Linked DNA regions of Homo sapiens: region 2 is linked to region 1. A link is a loop called in an ENCODE intact Hi-C map of the cell type or tissue named here. Cell type or tissue: mammary epithelial cell. All regions are shown on one strand. Links, peaks and the distances in the headings refer to the core of each region. The heading gives the core; the rest is flanking DNA. Region 1 has its middle 16 kb from the start of ENTPD6. Region 2 overlaps LINC02967 (long intergenic non-protein coding RNA 2967).

The links. A loop is a pair of places that touch in the nucleus more often than their neighbours do. Peaks named below come from ENCODE experiments on the same cell type or tissue, not always from the same donor. Only the 100,000 strongest peaks of a DNase experiment are listed, where the experiment ranks them.
Region 2: a loop joins it to region 1, with 6 times the contacts of the local background. A loop is called at or near these places in 2 of 110 quality-filtered maps.

What each region holds. Positions count from the first base shown.
Region 1 is chr20:25,175,157-25,183,562 of GRCh38, forward strand. No RefSeq gene overlaps it. Among named protein-coding and RNA genes, the nearest start is that of ENTPD6, 16 kb to the right of the region's middle. In mammary epithelial cell, for the core only: a CTCF peak has its summit at 4,191; a DNase peak (open chromatin) is centred at 3,955; H3K27ac peaks cover 256 bases.
Region 2 is chr20:24,927,282-24,935,687 of GRCh38, forward strand. It overlaps LINC02967 (long intergenic non-protein coding RNA 2967), which reads left to right. Exons shown (of 3, transcript XR_001754563.2): 2 at 3,358-3,493; 3 at 4,066-5,704. Among named protein-coding and RNA genes, the nearest start is that of LINC02967, 13 kb to the left of the region's middle. In mammary epithelial cell, for the core only: CTCF peaks have their summits at 3,069 (motif pointing right) and 3,946; a DNase peak (open chromatin) is centred at 3,330; H3K4me3 peaks cover 508 bases; H3K27ac peaks cover 1,433 bases.

The sequences.
Region 1 (8,406 bases), core at 370-8,369:
TAAACTACCATCTAGCATTCACTGTTTACTCTTTGCTACTCATGGGGTAGATATTGTTTTTAATCCCCATTTTGCACATGATAAAAGTAAAGCTCAGAGAAATTGAGCTTCATCTCACCATCAAAGAGCTGCTAAAGCACAGTGGTAGAACATGAAGCAGAGCACATTTAAGTACATATCCTACTGAAAGAGCCGTGTTATTCACATGTTAGTGTGTGTGTGTGTGTGTGTGTGTGTACATGCTGATATTTATTACATATGAGGAGAGTCACCTTCTTCCTGAATTTGAAGTATTTTTTAAAACATATTATTTGGGGTCATAATGGAGTATGAGTAAATAGTTAAGATATATTGGCCGGGCATGGCAGCTCACACCTATAATCACTTTGGGAGACTGAGGCAGGAGGATTGCTTGAGTCCAGGAGTTCAAGAGCAGCCTGGGCAACATAGCAAGACCCCTATCTACAAAAAATGAAAAAAATTAGCCAGGCATAGTGGCATGTGCCTGTGGTCCTATCTATTAATACTTGGGAGGCTGAGGTGAGAGGATTCCTTGAGCCCAGGAGTTCAAGGTTGCAGTGAGCTGTGATTCCACCACTATACTCCAGCCTGGGTGACAGAGAAAACCCTATCTCAAAACAAACAAAACAAACAAACAAAAAGATCTATCAATTATAATAATAACTTTTCTGCATTTAATTCATAAACAAGAGGCTTCCAAACTTACCTAATAAAATGCACTTATGTCAGGGTCTCTCCCTCTTGACAGATTTGGAGGGAAAATGGGGGCTGCGGGATGTTCTCCTGTCTGAGCCTCCTCTTCATGATGGGAATGCAGTGCTCAGCAAAGCACATCCTGGCCGATGGGAGAAGGGAGGGAGTAGGATAGAATAGCTCTGAGCTCCCTTTCTGCTCCAAAACTTTAAGATTCCATGAGCTAGGATGTCAGTGACTCTTTGCCCTACGGCCTTCGGACCCTAGTTTTCCAGCACCAACTTCAATCAGCTCCAACCACCAGCATCTCATCTCTGTGCCAGAACCTGCAAATGCAGCAGGTCAGACATGCAGAGGGATTCACACTCAACAATGACTGACAGGACCCCGTGTATAAATACCCCAGCTCCCTCCTGCCTCAGGCTCCACATCCAAACCAAGGCAGTGTGAATCCAGAAGTGTTTATGTGAAGCAGAGGAAATGTGACTGAGCAGAAAGCAGGAGCAGAGTTGTGTGAAGCCAGGAAGAGGAGGGCACAGCCAAGGGCAGCCCCTGTCTGGGCAAACTGTGGGGTCAGCAGTGCAGGAAGAGCAGGGGACTCCAGTCGGAGGCTCAAGGGTCAGCTCTTATTACATGACATTCCGAAATACAGATCATCCCTTTTTGTTCATGATCTAAGGTGTGGCAAAGCTCAAAATTGGGGGCACATCATGACCTTTCAAAAGTTACAAGGAACTTTGACACAAAATGGGACCTCGGAGCTGTAGTAACCTCAAGCCAACCCAGCCCTGGCTCTCCAGAGGGAGAGGGCCAGGCCCAGGTCAGCACCAGCCACATCTCACACCCATCCTCAGCAGAAGTCACCCCTGTGGGAATGCCAGGGTCCAGGGTACACCATGCCCAAGCAGACATGACAGAGGAACTCCAGGCTTAGCAGCTCCGCATTGACATTTCTGCCTACCCACTGTTAACCCTCTTTCAAAGCCAACCTCCTCCAGGCCCAGCCACAGCACTCTCCCTCCTATGCGGTCACTAGGAGTACTTGCCTGGAACCAGGCCCACTGGGTTAGGATCCTGGCTTGTGAGTATGACTTTCAGCAAGTCTTTTTTTTTTTTTTTTTTTTTTTTTGAGACGGTCTCACTTTGTCACCCAGGCTAAAGTATAGTTGTGCGATCTCGGCTCACTGCAGCCTCGACTTCCAAGGCTTAAGCAATCCTCCCACCTCAGCCTCCCAAGTAGCAGGGACCTCAGCCTCCCACGTAGCACCACCACACCTAGCTAATTTTTTATATTTTTGGTAGAGAAAGGGTTTCACCGTGTTGTCCAGACTAGTATCAAACTCCTGAGCTCAGGCGATCTGCTTGCCTCGGCCTCCCAAAGTGCTGGAATTACAGGCATGAGACACCGTGTCCAGCCCTGGCAAGTCTTTTGTGCCTCAGTCTTCTCATCTGTAAAATGAAGATAATAATAATTATCTCAGGAATTGATTTAAATAGTGCAGTTACCAAAGTCAAGAAACCTGGCAGACACTGTCTTAACTAAGTGATCAAAGTTAACATCACCAACAAGGAGACATATTGACATCACAGGCCTCCTGACAAGATGCATTACTTCTGTGGCATTACCACCGAAAATGTATAATCTGAATTTAATCATGAATAAACATCAAACAGACTCAAACTGAGAGGAATTCTACAAAGTAACTGGCTCGTACTCTTCAAAAATGGCAAGGCCGTGACATATACAGAAAACCCGAGGAACTCTTCCACGTTGTAGACAACTAAATGCAGCGTGGGATCCAGAAGGCAGTCCTGGGGCAGAAAGGATGGGGGAAAAGGAAAGAAATTTTTGGTTCTGTTTTGTTTTTGCTCTGAAAGACAGGACTGGTACAGTCAGTGAAACTTTGGATGCATCGATTGGATGGCTGTGTTGTGTCAGTGCTAAATTTCTGGTTTTGATGAGGGGACTGTGGCTGTGTAGGGGAGTGTAGGAGCCTAGGAAGAAGACGGACTCTCCAGAGGGAGAGGGCCAGGCCCAGTTAATAACTGTAGTTATTAAACTCTGGAGCAATTGCTGTCTGCCCCACACAGTCTATGATTATAGATAGTCTTGTTGCTTAACTGCTCAGCAGACAGATGCTTGATTCCTGGGGCCATTGCATATTTGTAACACCTAGGAGGTCTAAAATATTGGCAGGCAAGTTTGTTTATCCAACACTGAATGAGATCTGGATTTGCCAGTCACTGTGCCAAGCACAGGGAAGCAAAGGGACCTGAGGCCCAGACCCAGGCCTTTGTAGAATGTGCCCATTCCAGCAGGAGTGGCTGGAGGGCTCCCCACAGATAAGGACAGGATGGGGTGCTCTGTGCCAACTGGTGAAATGAGAACAACCGCAGGAATGCAGAGGAGGAAAAGGAATGTGTGTGGAAAAAAGACAAATGACACGGAGAAGTAGTAAGAGCAGAAAGACCCTGTTTAACGTGACCTTCAATGCATTTTCTTTGAGATGAGTGTGGGCTTGCCTGAAAAGGTGAGAAGACAAGATATGTTCAAGGCATTCAGCCATGATGGCACCATTACACTCCAACCTGGGCAACAGAGCAAGACCCGATCTCTGAGGGAAAAGAAAAAAAAAGAAAAAAGAAAAAAAAAAAATATATATATATATAATAATGACTTTTCTGTATTTAATTCATAAGTGAGAGGCTTCCAAACTTACCTTAAAAATGCACTATGTCAAGGCACAGTCTCTCACTTTTGACAGAACTTGTGAGGAAAATGCGAGCTGCAAAATGTTTTCCTGTCTGAGCCTCCTCTTCACGATGGGAATGCAGTGCTCAGGGAAACACATCCCAGCTCCATGAGAGAAGGGAGGGAGTAGACTAGTATGCTCTGAGCTCCCTTTCTGCTCCAAAACTCTAAGATTCCATGAGTTAGGGTGTCAGTGACCCTCCCCCAGTGGCCCTCAGACCCTAGCTTTCCAGCACCAACTCCAGTCAGCTCCAACTGCCTGTATCTCATCTCTGGGCCCGAAGGCTCTTTCAAGAACTTGAGTGTGCAGCAGGTCAGATATGCAGAGGGAATAGCACTCAACAATAACTGACAGGACCCAGTGTATAAACACTCCAGCACCCTCCTGCCTCAGGCTCAAAGCATTATGACTTATGACTCAAGGCATTGAGTCATCATTTGTAATAGAAAAACTTGGAAATATATGGCAAGATATGTAATAGCCACACAACACCTCTCTCTTCCTTTGGAGTGCAGTGGTGCAATCACAGCTCATTGCAGCTTCTCCAGCCTCAGCCTCTCCAGTAGCTAGAGGTCTTGCTATGTTGCCCAGCCGGTCTTGAAATCCTAGGCTCATGTGAACCTCCTCCTTGACCTCCCAAACTTCTGGGATTACAGGCGTGAGCCATGGTGCCAGGCCAAAAAAAAAATGTGTAGACAGCCCCAGCCTCCTCCTTGTGATACTATACTGCCGCCTAATGTCCTCTCAACAAATGACACCAAATACATTCTCCACGTGGATTCAGAAATTGTATAAACAAGGTTGAAGTTGAAACATTTTATTGTGATAGGAAAACATTTTGGAAACCAGTCTGCACATATGCACGTATGCTTGTGCATTTATGAAGTATATCTGGAGAACACAAATAAGCTGTTAACAGCAGATGCCTCCAGGAAAGGGAACTGGCAGGCTGAGAAATCTACCAAAATCATGGTGATGACGATGGTGATGACGTTATTTTGTATCTTTTAAATTTTGAGGCATACAATGTCCTGCTAATTGAAAAAAATTTTTAACTTAAAAAAACATTTATTAAATGTTGACGCTATGATGACTAAGGGGCCATCTTTTCTTCATTCATTGATTAGTGTTCTTAACAAATACTTACTGAATGCTTCCTGTGAGGGGGGCACTGTTTGGAGGAAAAACAGTGAGGAAGACACGCTCCCACCCTCCTGGAGCAGAGATGCTCAGAGGACTGCCCGGGACACCGCATGGTGAAGGTGGCCGAGCCCACGGCCTGGGTCTTAGGCTGGCCGGCCACGTGGAGCGGCACCCACCCAGCCCTGCTGCCGTGAGTCAGTGCCGTGGGGAGCAATCGCATGCATGGGCTTCAGACCTGCATTGGGCCTCTTTATTTGGGCACTTCAGCCTTATCCTAATTAATATGACACTTCACAAGCAGCATATAAGGGACATTTTATTCACCCAGCAGGTGCAGCACACACATTCTTCTCCAGTACCATGGAAAACTTGCAAAAAGTTACAAAGAGGGATACAAAGCTCATGTCAACAACCTCCACAGAGTGGATATCAGAGATGACACTCCCTGGCCCACAGCTCAATCAAGTGAGAATTCACTGATTAAAAGGTAAATTTAGAAATTAATTCAAAAATTTAAAAATGTTTCTTTTTTAATCTTTTTTTAAAGTTTATTAGCAATCTAAAAAAATACTGGTTATTTTTTTGACTTAAAGAAACCACTAACTTGCTAATCTCTAGGACATACAAGTTCCATTTATGGTCATGAACTTCATAGTAGGCCAAATGTAGGATTTAAAATCCAAGAAACAAAAAAAAAATTATAGAATTTTAACCTCACAATTATTTGAATGTCATTTTGGAAAAGTGCTACCTGAGACGCAGACACTGAGGACATACCTGTATGTACATGTTGGTCCTGACCTCCACCTCCCTTTGTACTCACACTAAGAAGTACCCCAGTTACTAGAGTAAACAGAATAGAAGGAAAGAAGCTGTGAATAATTACTTATGAGAAAGGGGACACGACCATGGCACAGGTGCTTCCTAACTCGTACTGTGACATACTCTCTCTTCAAAAACTGTCCTTAAATGTTTGAGGTGATGTATATCCTAGTTACCCTGATCTGATCATTACACATTGTACATATGTATCAAAATATCACATGTACCTCAAAAATACATAAAACTATGATATAGCAAGTTTTTTTAATACGTTAAGTTCTAGGGTACATGTGCACAACGTGCAGGTTTGTTACATAGGTATACATGTGTCATGTTGGTTTGCTGCACCCATTAACTTGTCATTTATATTAGGTATTTCTCCTAATGCTATCCCTCTCCCTGCCCCCTTCCCCACAACAGGTCCCAGTGTGTGATGTTCCCCACCCTGTATCCAAGTGTTCTCATTGTTCACTTCCCACCTATGAGTGAGAACATGCGGTGTTTGGTTTTCTGTGCTTGCAATAGTTTGCTCAGAATGATGGTTTCCAGCTTCATCCATGTGCCTGCAAAGGACATGAACTCATCATTTTTTATGGCTGCGTAGTATTCCATGGTGTACATGTGCCACATTTTCTTAATCCAGTCTATCATTGATGGACATTTGGGTTAGATCCAAGTCTTTGCTATTGTGAATAGTGCCTCAATAAACATAAGTGTGCATGTGTCTTTATAGTAGCATGATTTATAATCCTTTGGGTATATACCCAGTAATGGGATCGCTGAGTCAAATGGTATTTCTAGTTCTAGATCCTTGAGGAATTGCCACACTGTCTTCCACAATGGTTGAACTAGCTTACACTCCTACCAACAGTGTAAGTGTTCCTAGTTCTCCACATCCTCTCCAGCATCTGTTGTTTCCTGACTTTTTAATGATCGCCATTCTAACAGGTGTGAGATGTTATCTCATTGTGGTTTTGATTTGCATTTCTCTGATGACCAGTGATGATGAGCATTTTTTCATGTGTCTGTTGGTTGCATAAATGTCTTCTTTTGAGAAGTGTCTGTTCATATCCTTTGCCCACTTTTTGATAAGTTTGTTTTTATTCTTGTAAATTTGTTTAAGTTATTTGTAGATTCTGGATATTAGCCATATGTCAGATGGGTAGATTACAAAAATTTTCTCCCATTTTGTAGGTTGCCTGTTCACTCTGATAATAGTTTCTTTTGCTGTGCAGAAGCTCTTTAGTTTAATTAGATCCCATTTGTCAATTTTGGCTTTTGTTGTCATTGCTTTTGGTGTTTTAGTCATGAAGTCCTTGCCCATGCCTATGTCCTGAATGGTATTGCCTAGGTTTTCTTCTAGGGTTTTTATGGTTTTAGGTCTAACATTTAAGTCTTTAATCCATCTTGAATTAATTTTTTGTATAAGGTGTAAGGAAGGGACCCAGTTTCAGCTTTCTACATATGGCTAGCCAGTTTTCCCAGCACCATTTATTAAATAGAGAATCTTTTCCCCATTTCTTGTTTTTGTCAGGTTTGTCAAAGATCATATGGCTGTAGATGTGTGGTGTTATTTCTGAGGCCTCTGTTCTGTTCCATTGATCTATATCTCTGTTTTGGTACCAGTACCATGCTGTTTTGGTTACTGTAGCCCTGTAGTATAGTTTGAAGTCAGGTAGTGTGATGCCTCCAGCTTTGTTCTTTTTGCTTAGTATTCTCTTGGCTATGCAGGCTCTTTTTTGGTTCCATATGAACTTTAGTTTTTTCCAATTCTGTGAAGAAAGTCATTGGTAGCTTGATGGGGATGGCATTGAATCTATAAATTACCTTGGGCAGTATAGCCATTTTCATTATATTGATTATTTCTATCCATGAGCATGGAAAGTTCTTCCATTTGTCCTCTTTTATTTCTTTGAGCAGTGGTTTGTAGTTCTCCTTGAAGAGGTCCTTCATATCCCTTATAAGTTGGATTCCTAGGTTTTTTATTCTCTTTGTAGTAACTGTCAATGGGACTTCACTCATGATTTGGCTCTCTGTTTGTCTGTTTATTGGTGTATAGGAATGCTTGTGATTTTTGCACATTGATTTTGTATCCTGAGACTTTGCTGAAGTTGCTTATGAGCTTAAGGAGATTTTGGGCTGAGACAATGGGGTTTTCTAAATATACCATCATGTCATCTGCAAACAGGGACAATTTGACTTCCTCTTTTCCTCACTGAATACCCTTTATTTCTTTCTCTTGCCTGATTGCCCTGGCCAGAACTTCCAACACTATGTTGAATAGGAGTGGTGAGAGAGGGCATCCCTGTCTTGTGCCAGTTTTCAAAGGGAATGCTTCCAGTTTTTGCCCACTCAGTATGATATTGGCTGTGGGTTTGTCAAAAATAGCTCTTATTATTTTGAGATACGCTCCATCAATACCTAGTTTACTGAGAGTTTTTGGCATGAAGCACTGTTGAATTTTGTTGAAGGCCTTTTCTGCACCTATTGAGATAATCACGTGGTTTTTGTCATTGGTTCTATTTATGTGATGGATTATGTTTATTGATTTGCATATGTTGAACCAGCCTTGCATTCCAGGTATGAAGCTGACTTTATCATGGAGGATAAGCTTTTTGATGTGCTGCTGGATTTGGTTTGCCAGTATTTTATTGATGATTTTCACATCTACATTCATCAGGGATATTGGTCTAAAATTCTCTGTTTTTTGTTGTGTCTCTGCCAGGCTTTGGTATCAGGATGATGCTGGCCTCATAAAATGAGTTACGGAGGATTCCCTCTTTTTCTATTGATTGGAATAGTTTCAAAAGGAAGGGTAGCAGCTCCTCTTTGTCCCTCTGTTAGAATTCAGCCTTGAATCCATCTGTTCCTGGACTTTTTTTGGTTGGTAGGCTATTAATTAGTGCCTCAATTTCACAGCCTGTTATTGGTCTACTCAGAGATTCAACTTCTTCCTGGTTTAGTCTTGGGATGG
Region 2 (8,406 bases), core at 34-8,033, 250 kb before region 1:
TTTACACTGTTGGTGGGACTGTAAACTAGTTCAACCATTGTGGATATCAGTGTGGCGATTCCTCAGGGATCTAGAACTAGAAATACCATTTGACCCAGCCATGCCATTACTAGGTATATACCCAAAGGATTATAAATCATGCTGCTATAAAGACACATGCACACGTATGTTTATTGCGGCACTATTCACAATAGCAAAGACTTGGAACCAACCCAAATGTCCAACAATGATAGACTGGATTAAGAAAATGTGGCACATATACACCATGGAATACTATGCAGCCATAAAAAATGATGAGCTCATGTCCTTTGTAGGGACATGGATGAAACTGGAAACCATCATTCTCAGCAAACTATCACAAGGACAAAAAAAACAAACATCTCATGTTCTCACTCATAGGTGGGAATTGAACAATGAGAACACATGGACACAGGAAGGGGAACATCACACTCCGGGGACTGTTGTGGGGTGGGGGGAGGGGGGAGGGATAGTATTAGGAGATATGCCTAATGCTAAATGATGAGTTAATGGGTGCAGCACACCAACATGCCACATGTATACATATGTAACAAACCTGCACATTGTGCACATGTACCCTAAAACTTAAAGTATAATAATAATAAAATAAAATAAAAAGTTATTTTCAGTAATTAAAAAAAAAAAAAAGAAACTCAGCCTGGCTATCAGAGCTTGCAGTGTAACCAGTGTGCTTATTGTAAAGAAATAGGACATTGGAAGAACAAATGCCCTCAGCTAAAAGGAAAACAAGGTGACTCAGAGCAGCAGGCCCCAGACAAGGAGGATGGGGCCCTGCTCAACCTGGCAGAAGGGTTACTGGAATGAGGGGGACTGGGCTCAAGGGCCCCCAAAAAGCCTGTGGTCAGGATGAAAGTTGGGGGTAAAGACATTGATTTTCTTTTAGATACCGGTGCTGAACATTCTGTAGTAACCACCCCGGTCGCCCCCTTATCCAAAAAGACTCAACATAATTGGAGCCATGGGGGTTTCAGCAAAGCAAGCTTTCTGCTTGCCCCGGACTTGTACTGCAGGAGGACATAAAGTGATTCATCAGTTTTTGTACATGCCTGACTGTCCCTTGCCCTTGTTGGGAAGGGACTTGCTTAGCAAGCTGAGAGCCACTGTCTCTTTTACAGAGCATGGCTCTTTGCTGCTAAAGTTACCCAGAACGGGAGTTATTATGACCCTTACGGTCCCCCGAGAGGAGGAATGGAGACTTTTCTTAATGAGCCAGGCCAAGTGGTGGCCAAGAGTGTGGGCAGAAGACAACCCTCCAGGGTTGGCAGTCAACCAAGCCCCCGTACTTATAGAAGTTAAGCCTGGGGCCCAGCCAGTTAGGCAAAAACAGTACCCGGTCCCCAGAGAAGCTCTTGAAGGTATCCAGGTCCATCAAGCGCCTAAGAACCTTTGGAATTATGGCTCCTTGTCAATCTCCATGGAACACTCCCCTCCTGCCTGTTCCCAAGCCTGGGACCAAGGACTAAAGGCCGGTACAGGATTTGCACTTGGTTAATCAAGCTACAGTGACTTTACATCTAACAGTACCTAACCCGTACACATTGTTGGGGTTGCTGCCAGCTGAGGACAGCTGGCTCACCTGCTTGGACCTTTCTTTAGCATCAGATTAGCCCCTGAGAGCCAGAAACTGTTTGCCTTTCAGTGGGAAGATCCAGAGTCAGGTGTTACTACTCAGTACACTTGGACCCAGCTTCCCCGAGGGTTCAAGAACTCCCCCACCATCTTGGGGGAGGAGACCTCCAGAAGTTTCCCACCAGAGACCTAGGCTGCATGTTGCTCCAGTACATTGATGACTTTCTGCTGGGACACCCCACGGCAGTCGGGTGGGCCAAGGGAACAGATGCCCTACTCTGGCACCTGGAGGACTGTGGGTATAAAGTGTCCAAGAAAAAAGCTCAGATCTGCCGACAGCAGGTACGTTACTTGGGATTTACTATCTGACAGGGGGAGCGCAGCCTGGGATCAGAAAGAAAGCAGGTCATTTGCAATCTACCAGAGCCTAAGACCAGAAGGCAGGTGAGAGAATTCTTAGGAGCTGTGGGGTTTTGCAGACTGTGGATCCCAAACTTTGCAGTATTAGCCAAGCCTTTGTATGAGGTCACAAAGTGGGGGGAACAGGAACTTTTTGAATGGGAATCCCGACAACAACAAGCCTTTCATAAGTTAAAGGAAAAACTTATGTCAGCCCCAGCCCTGGGGCTACCCGATCTGACAAAGCCTTTTACATTGTATGTGTCAGAGAGAGAAAAGATGGCAGTTGGAGTTTTAACCCAAACTGTGGGGCCCTGGCCGAGGCCGGTGGCCTACCTCTCTAAACAACTACATGGGGTTTCTAAAGAATGGCCCCCATGTTTGAGGGCCTTGGCAGCAACTGCCCTGCTAGTACAAGAAGCAGATAAGCTGACTCTTGGGCAAAACCTGAACATAAAGGCTCCCCATGCTGTGGTGACATTAATGAATACTAAAGGACATCATTGGCTAACGAATGTTAGACTCACCAAGTACCAAAGTTTGCTCTGTGAAAATCCCTGTATAACCATTAAAGTTTGTAACACCCTGAACCCTGCTACCTTGATCCCAGTATCAGAGAGCCCTGTCAAGCATGACTGTGTAGAAGTGTTGGACTCAGTCTACTCTAGCAGATCTGACCTCTGAGACCGGCCTTGGGCATCAGTAGACTGGGAACTATACGTGGATGGGAGCAGCTTCATCAACCCACAAGGAGAGAGATGTGCAGGGTATGCTATGGTAACCCTGGACACTGTTATTGAAGACAGATCATTGCCCCAGGGCACTTCAGCCTAGAGAGCTGAACTCATTGCTTTAATTTGGGCCCTAGAACTCAGTGAAGGTAAGACTGTAAACATTTACACTGACTCTCGGTATGCCTTTTTAACCCTTCAAGTGCATGGAGCGTTATATAAAGAAAAGGGCCTATTGAACTCTGGGGGAAAGGACATAAAATATCAACAAGAAATTTTGCAATTATTAGAAGCAGCATGGAAACCCCACAAGGTGGCAGTTATGCATTGCAGAGGACACCAGCGAGCTTCCATCTTGGTGGGTTTGGGGAATTCCTGCGCTGACTCAGAGGCTCGAAAAGCAGCATCTGCCCCCTTCCAGGCATCAGTCACAGACCCCCTGCTCCCTCAAGCACTTGATCTTGTAGCTACTTATTCGGGAGAATAGCTCTGCCACAGCTGCTAGGAGCCGCAATTGTACTGGTTTTGCATGAAACCACCCATCTAGGTCAGGAGTCACTTGAAAAGTTGTTAGGCCGGTATTTCTACATCTCATATTTGTCAACCCTTGCCAAAACAGTGACGCAGCAGTGTGTTACCTGCCGACAGCATAATGTGAGGCAAGGTCTAGCTGTTCCCCCCCGGCATACAAGCTTATAGAGCAGCCTCCTTTGAAGATCTCCAGGTGGACTTCACAGAGATGCCAAAGTGTGGAGGTAACAAGTATTTACTAGTTCTTTTGTGTACCTACTGTGGGTGGGTGGAGGCTTATCCAACACTAACTGAGAAAGCTCGTGAAGTAACCTGTGTGCTTCTTCGAGATCTTATTCCTAGATTTGGACTGCCCTTACGGATCAGCTCAGATAATGGGCTAACGTTTGTGGCTGACTTGGTACAGAAGATAGCAAAGGTATTGGGGATCATTTGGAAACTGCATGCCGCCTACCGGCCTCAGAGTTCCAGAAAGGCAGAGCAGATGAATCAGACTATCAAAAATAGTTTAGGGAAAGTATGTCAGGAAACAGGATTAAAATGGATACATGCTCTCTATAGTATTATTTAAAATTAGATGTACCCCTTCTAAAAGAACAGGATATTCCCCTTAGGAAATATTATATCATGGGACCCTTCCCATATTGCAGGGACTTCCAGGCACTTCCTGAGAGTTAGGTGAAATTGAGTTACAGCGACAGCTACAGGCTTTAGGAAAAATTACACAAACAATCTCAGCCTGGGTAAATGAGAGACCCTGTTAGCTTATTCTCCCCAGTTCACCTTTTCTCCCCAGGTGTTCGAGTGTGGATCAAGGACTGGAACGTAGCCTCTTTGTGCCCATGGTGGAAAGGACCCCAGACTGTCGTCCTGATCACTCCCACTGCTGTGAACGTAGAGAGAATCCTAGCCTGGATCCATCACAACCGTGTAAAACCTGCAGCGCCTGAATCCTGGGAGGCAAGACCAAGTCTGGACAACCCCTGCAGAGTGACCCTGAAGAAGATGACAAGCCCTGCTCCAGTCACACCCAGAAGCTGACTGGTCCACGCACAGCCGAAGCATGAGGAAGCTCATTGTGGGCTTCATTTTTCTTAAATTTTGGACTTACAGTAAGGGCTTCAACTGTTCTTACTCAAACTGGGGACTATTCCCAGTGTATTCATCAGGTCAGTGAGGTAGGACAGCAAATGAAAACAATCTTTCTGTTCTATAGTTATTATCAATGTATGGGAACGTTAAAAGAGACTTGTTTGTATAATGCCACTCAGTACAAGGTATGTAGCCCAGGAAATGACTGACCTGATGTGTGTTATAACCCATCTGAGCCCCCTACAACCACCAGTTTTGAAATAAGATTAAGAACTGGCCTTTTCCTAGGTGATACAAGTGAAATAATAACTAGAACAGAAGAAAAAGGAATCCCCAAACAAGTAACTTTAAGATTTGACGCTTGTGCAGCCATTAATAGTAACAAGCTAGGAACAGGATGTGGTTCTCTTAACTGGGAAAGGAGCTACAGAGTAGAAAATAAATATGTTTGTCATGAGTCAGGGGTTTGTGAAAATTGTGCCTTTTGGCCATGTGTTATTTAGGCTACTTGGAAAAAGAACAAAAAGGACTTGGTTCATCTTCAGAAAGGGGAAGCCAACCCCTCCTGTGCTGCCAGTCACTGTAACCCACTAGAACTAATAATTACCAATCCCCTAGATCCCCATTGGAAAAAGGGAGAATGTGTAACCCTGGGGATCAAAGGGACAGGGTTAAACCCCCAAGTTGCCATTTTAGTTCAAGGGGAGGTCCACAAGCACTCTCCCAAACCAGTGTTTCAAACCTTTTATGAGGAGTTAAATCTGCCAGCACCAGAACTTCTGAAAAAGATAAAAAATTTGTTTCTCCAATTAGCAGAAAATGTAGCTCATTCCCTTAATGTTACTTCTTGTTATATATGCGGGGGAACCACTATCAGAGACCGATGGCCTTGGGAAGCCTGAGAGTTGGTGCCCACTGATCCAGCTCCTGATATAATGGGGGCTTGTCCAGGATCTCATCAGGACTGGATGGCTCTCGCTGGACTATACTGGATATGTGGGCAGAGAGCCTACATTCAGTTACCTAATGAATGGGCAGACAGTTGTGTTATTGGCACTATTAAGCCATCCTTTTTCTTATTACCGATAAAAACTACTGGTACTATCTGTAAATTCCAGACATTGTATGAGAAAGCACTGTAAAACTTTTTGTTCTGTTAGCTGATATATGTAGCCTCCAGTCACATTCCTCATGCTTACTTGATCTATCATGACCCTTTCACGTGGACCCCTTAGAGTTGTAAGCCCTTAAAAGGGCTAGGAATTTCTTTTTGGGGGAGCTTGGCTCTTAAGACATGAGTCTGCCAATGCTACCGGCCAAATAAAAACCTCTTCCTTCTTTAATCCAGTGTCTCAAGAGTTTTGTCTGCAGCTCATCCTGCTACATTCTCTTCATCAATAAGGATGTATGGTAGTGTAGATGTTCATTGGCTTGATTTAGCCATTCCACAGTGCAGACAGACATACTTGCAAAACTTCATGCTATACACCATATGTGTTCAATATGTATTTGTCAATTAAAATAAATTTTGTTAAAGAGAAAAGGGAAGAAAGTCATACAGTGTTAAGGAGGTGCCTGGTGCCTCGTAGTACTATAAACACCTTCCTCTCATCATTATTATTTCTAGCATTGTAATTAATGATATTATGTTACCCTGTGGCCCCCTGGTGCCCTTGGTGGAGGCTGTAGTTTTGGAGGCCACAAGTCAACTCAGGTCCCTGCCCTTCTCACAGGGTGGCACGGCAGGGCCACTGGGACAGGACAGCCCCACCATGAGCACTGCATGATTCCATCAACCCACACCCACATGGCACAAATGCCTCCCTGCAGGAGCCCGGCCCTCCCAGCCTCTCCTGGGAGCCCAGTCCCAGCACTCTGGGTCAACCACGACCTCCCTCCCAGTGGGGGCTCTGATGGCCACACCCTGCTGTCCCTGCAGCCCTGCAGCTGGGTGTGGTGAGGACTGCATGCTGAGGTCCATGCTGATGTCAGCACCAGCTGCAAGGACAGAGGGTCCCCTTCCCAGAACTGAGCACACTTGCTTCAGATGACCGCTCGCAAGGACCCCAACTCACAACCCACCAAGCCGTGTTCTGGCCCCCACACTCATCCTTGCCTCTGCAGAAACAACAGACACTCAGGGAGTCACAGGTCAGACCTGCAGGCCTTCCCTTCAGAAAAGGGGTAGCCTCCAGCGGTGCCCTAGGCTTGCAGTTCCAGAATGTTCTCAAGTCACCAGATGGATGCATTTGCAAGCAGACAGCTATGCAGATGGTCAGACCATGGCCTGAGCTGTCAGAAAGGGCAGGGAGTAAATGAGCCTCACTGCCCTGAACCTCAGTTTTCTCATGTGTAAAGTGGGGACACTCACATGCACCTGAAAGGGTCATGATGAAATGAATGGAACCAATGTGAGAACGCACACAGGAGGCCATCAGTACATGTCAACTACTCTGAGGATCTCCATCCACTCAGCCACCTCCACGTTTGCTGCCTCCAGCTGCAGCTCTTGGGGTGGCTCTGGGTGTCAGTATAGGTGAGTCGACCCTGGGAACGCAGGTGCAGGGCCACACAGCCGGCTGCTTTGACATGTCTTTCAGGAAACATGGCTTTTCACAATCAAGACTATAACAGCTGCTGCTTTTTGAGTGCTGTGTGGGGACTGCTCTAAGTGCCCCAGGGCACTGTCTCATTTACCCTCACAGGGCTTCCAGCATTGGCCATTTCACCCCCATATGTCTTCAGATGAGATGGAGGCCAAGGCTGGCTTCACAGGTGCGGCACTCCCCACAGCCCCACAGAACCTGGCTGGGGCCCTTCGTGCAGGGCAGAGTCCGAGGTTCAGAAGGCCTGTGTGCCACCTGCAGTCACAGAGGCAGCTGAGCTGGGGCCAAACTCAGGGTCCCCGACAACCAGGCCCATGCCCACCCAACAGGCCTGACTGCCCTCAGCCTCTAGCACCCCCAGCCAGGGTCAACAGCATGGGACCCGCCCTGACAGGAATCCTGTCTTGACTAGGCCCAGGAATGCTGTGTCACATCAGGCCTTCCTTCCCATGCACCCTCAAAACCCCACGGTGGGCAGCTGCAGGACAGATCCGCAACTCCCTTCAGAGTTCTAGGCATTGCCCTGTTCTTCATTTCTGTGGCTCCCCACCTGTCCCATGCAAAGGCCCTCAAACCCAAGCCCCAGATGGCACCAGAGATGCTCTGAGCAGAGGCAGTTCCATCTGCCTTTGTAAGTGAATATGAGCATCTGCACACTATACATGCTTCTAAAGGCTCTGAGAAGTCCTGCATCAAGAGACTGCTTGGTTTTCTTTACCTCCACATTCCTCATGTGTTTTTGTGCAAGAGAACGTATGGGTACACACACCTGACATCTGAGAGTTTGGAAGCCCCATTCCTGCTATAAGGATAACAGAAAACCACCTAGCTGTCAGGGAGCTCAAACTGAGCCATGCCCCATCACTCCTCTCCACCTCACACGAAGCCTAAGAGATGAACAGTCAAACCTCTCCTTTATCCCTTCTTTTGTTTGGGTTTGTTTTGTAACAGACAGGGAAACTAGAGTATGGGGAAGTCCAGCGAGCCCCCTGCATCCCACAGCCGGCACCCAGGAGACCCCTGAGGCCTCCCAGGAACATGTCATTCCATGGGTCAAGGAGGGTGGCAGGGTTCCCAGTGCAGAGAAGGGCTGGGCACCACTTCTCCTTCCTGAACTTTCTGAAGGCCAGAAGGACACCACCATGGCTGGGCATGTGGCATAGGGATCAGTGCCTGGGAGAAGGGGCCCCACTGGCCCCACAGCCCTTGGAGGTTGCAGAGGGATTATAATGATTCTCATTGTCATCATTATCAGTATCATATGGATCTCGATGCTTTTTAAATATCTGTGTATTTTAATCCCCTGTAGTTATTATTCTTATTGATGCTAACTTGTCCCTTCCCTGGGCTGGTGGGAGCCTCTTCAGCTTGGCTCCCATGCCTTTGACATGGCCCTGACAGGCTTTGAGGGTTTCCCTGCTCTCTGGAAGGGGAGATGT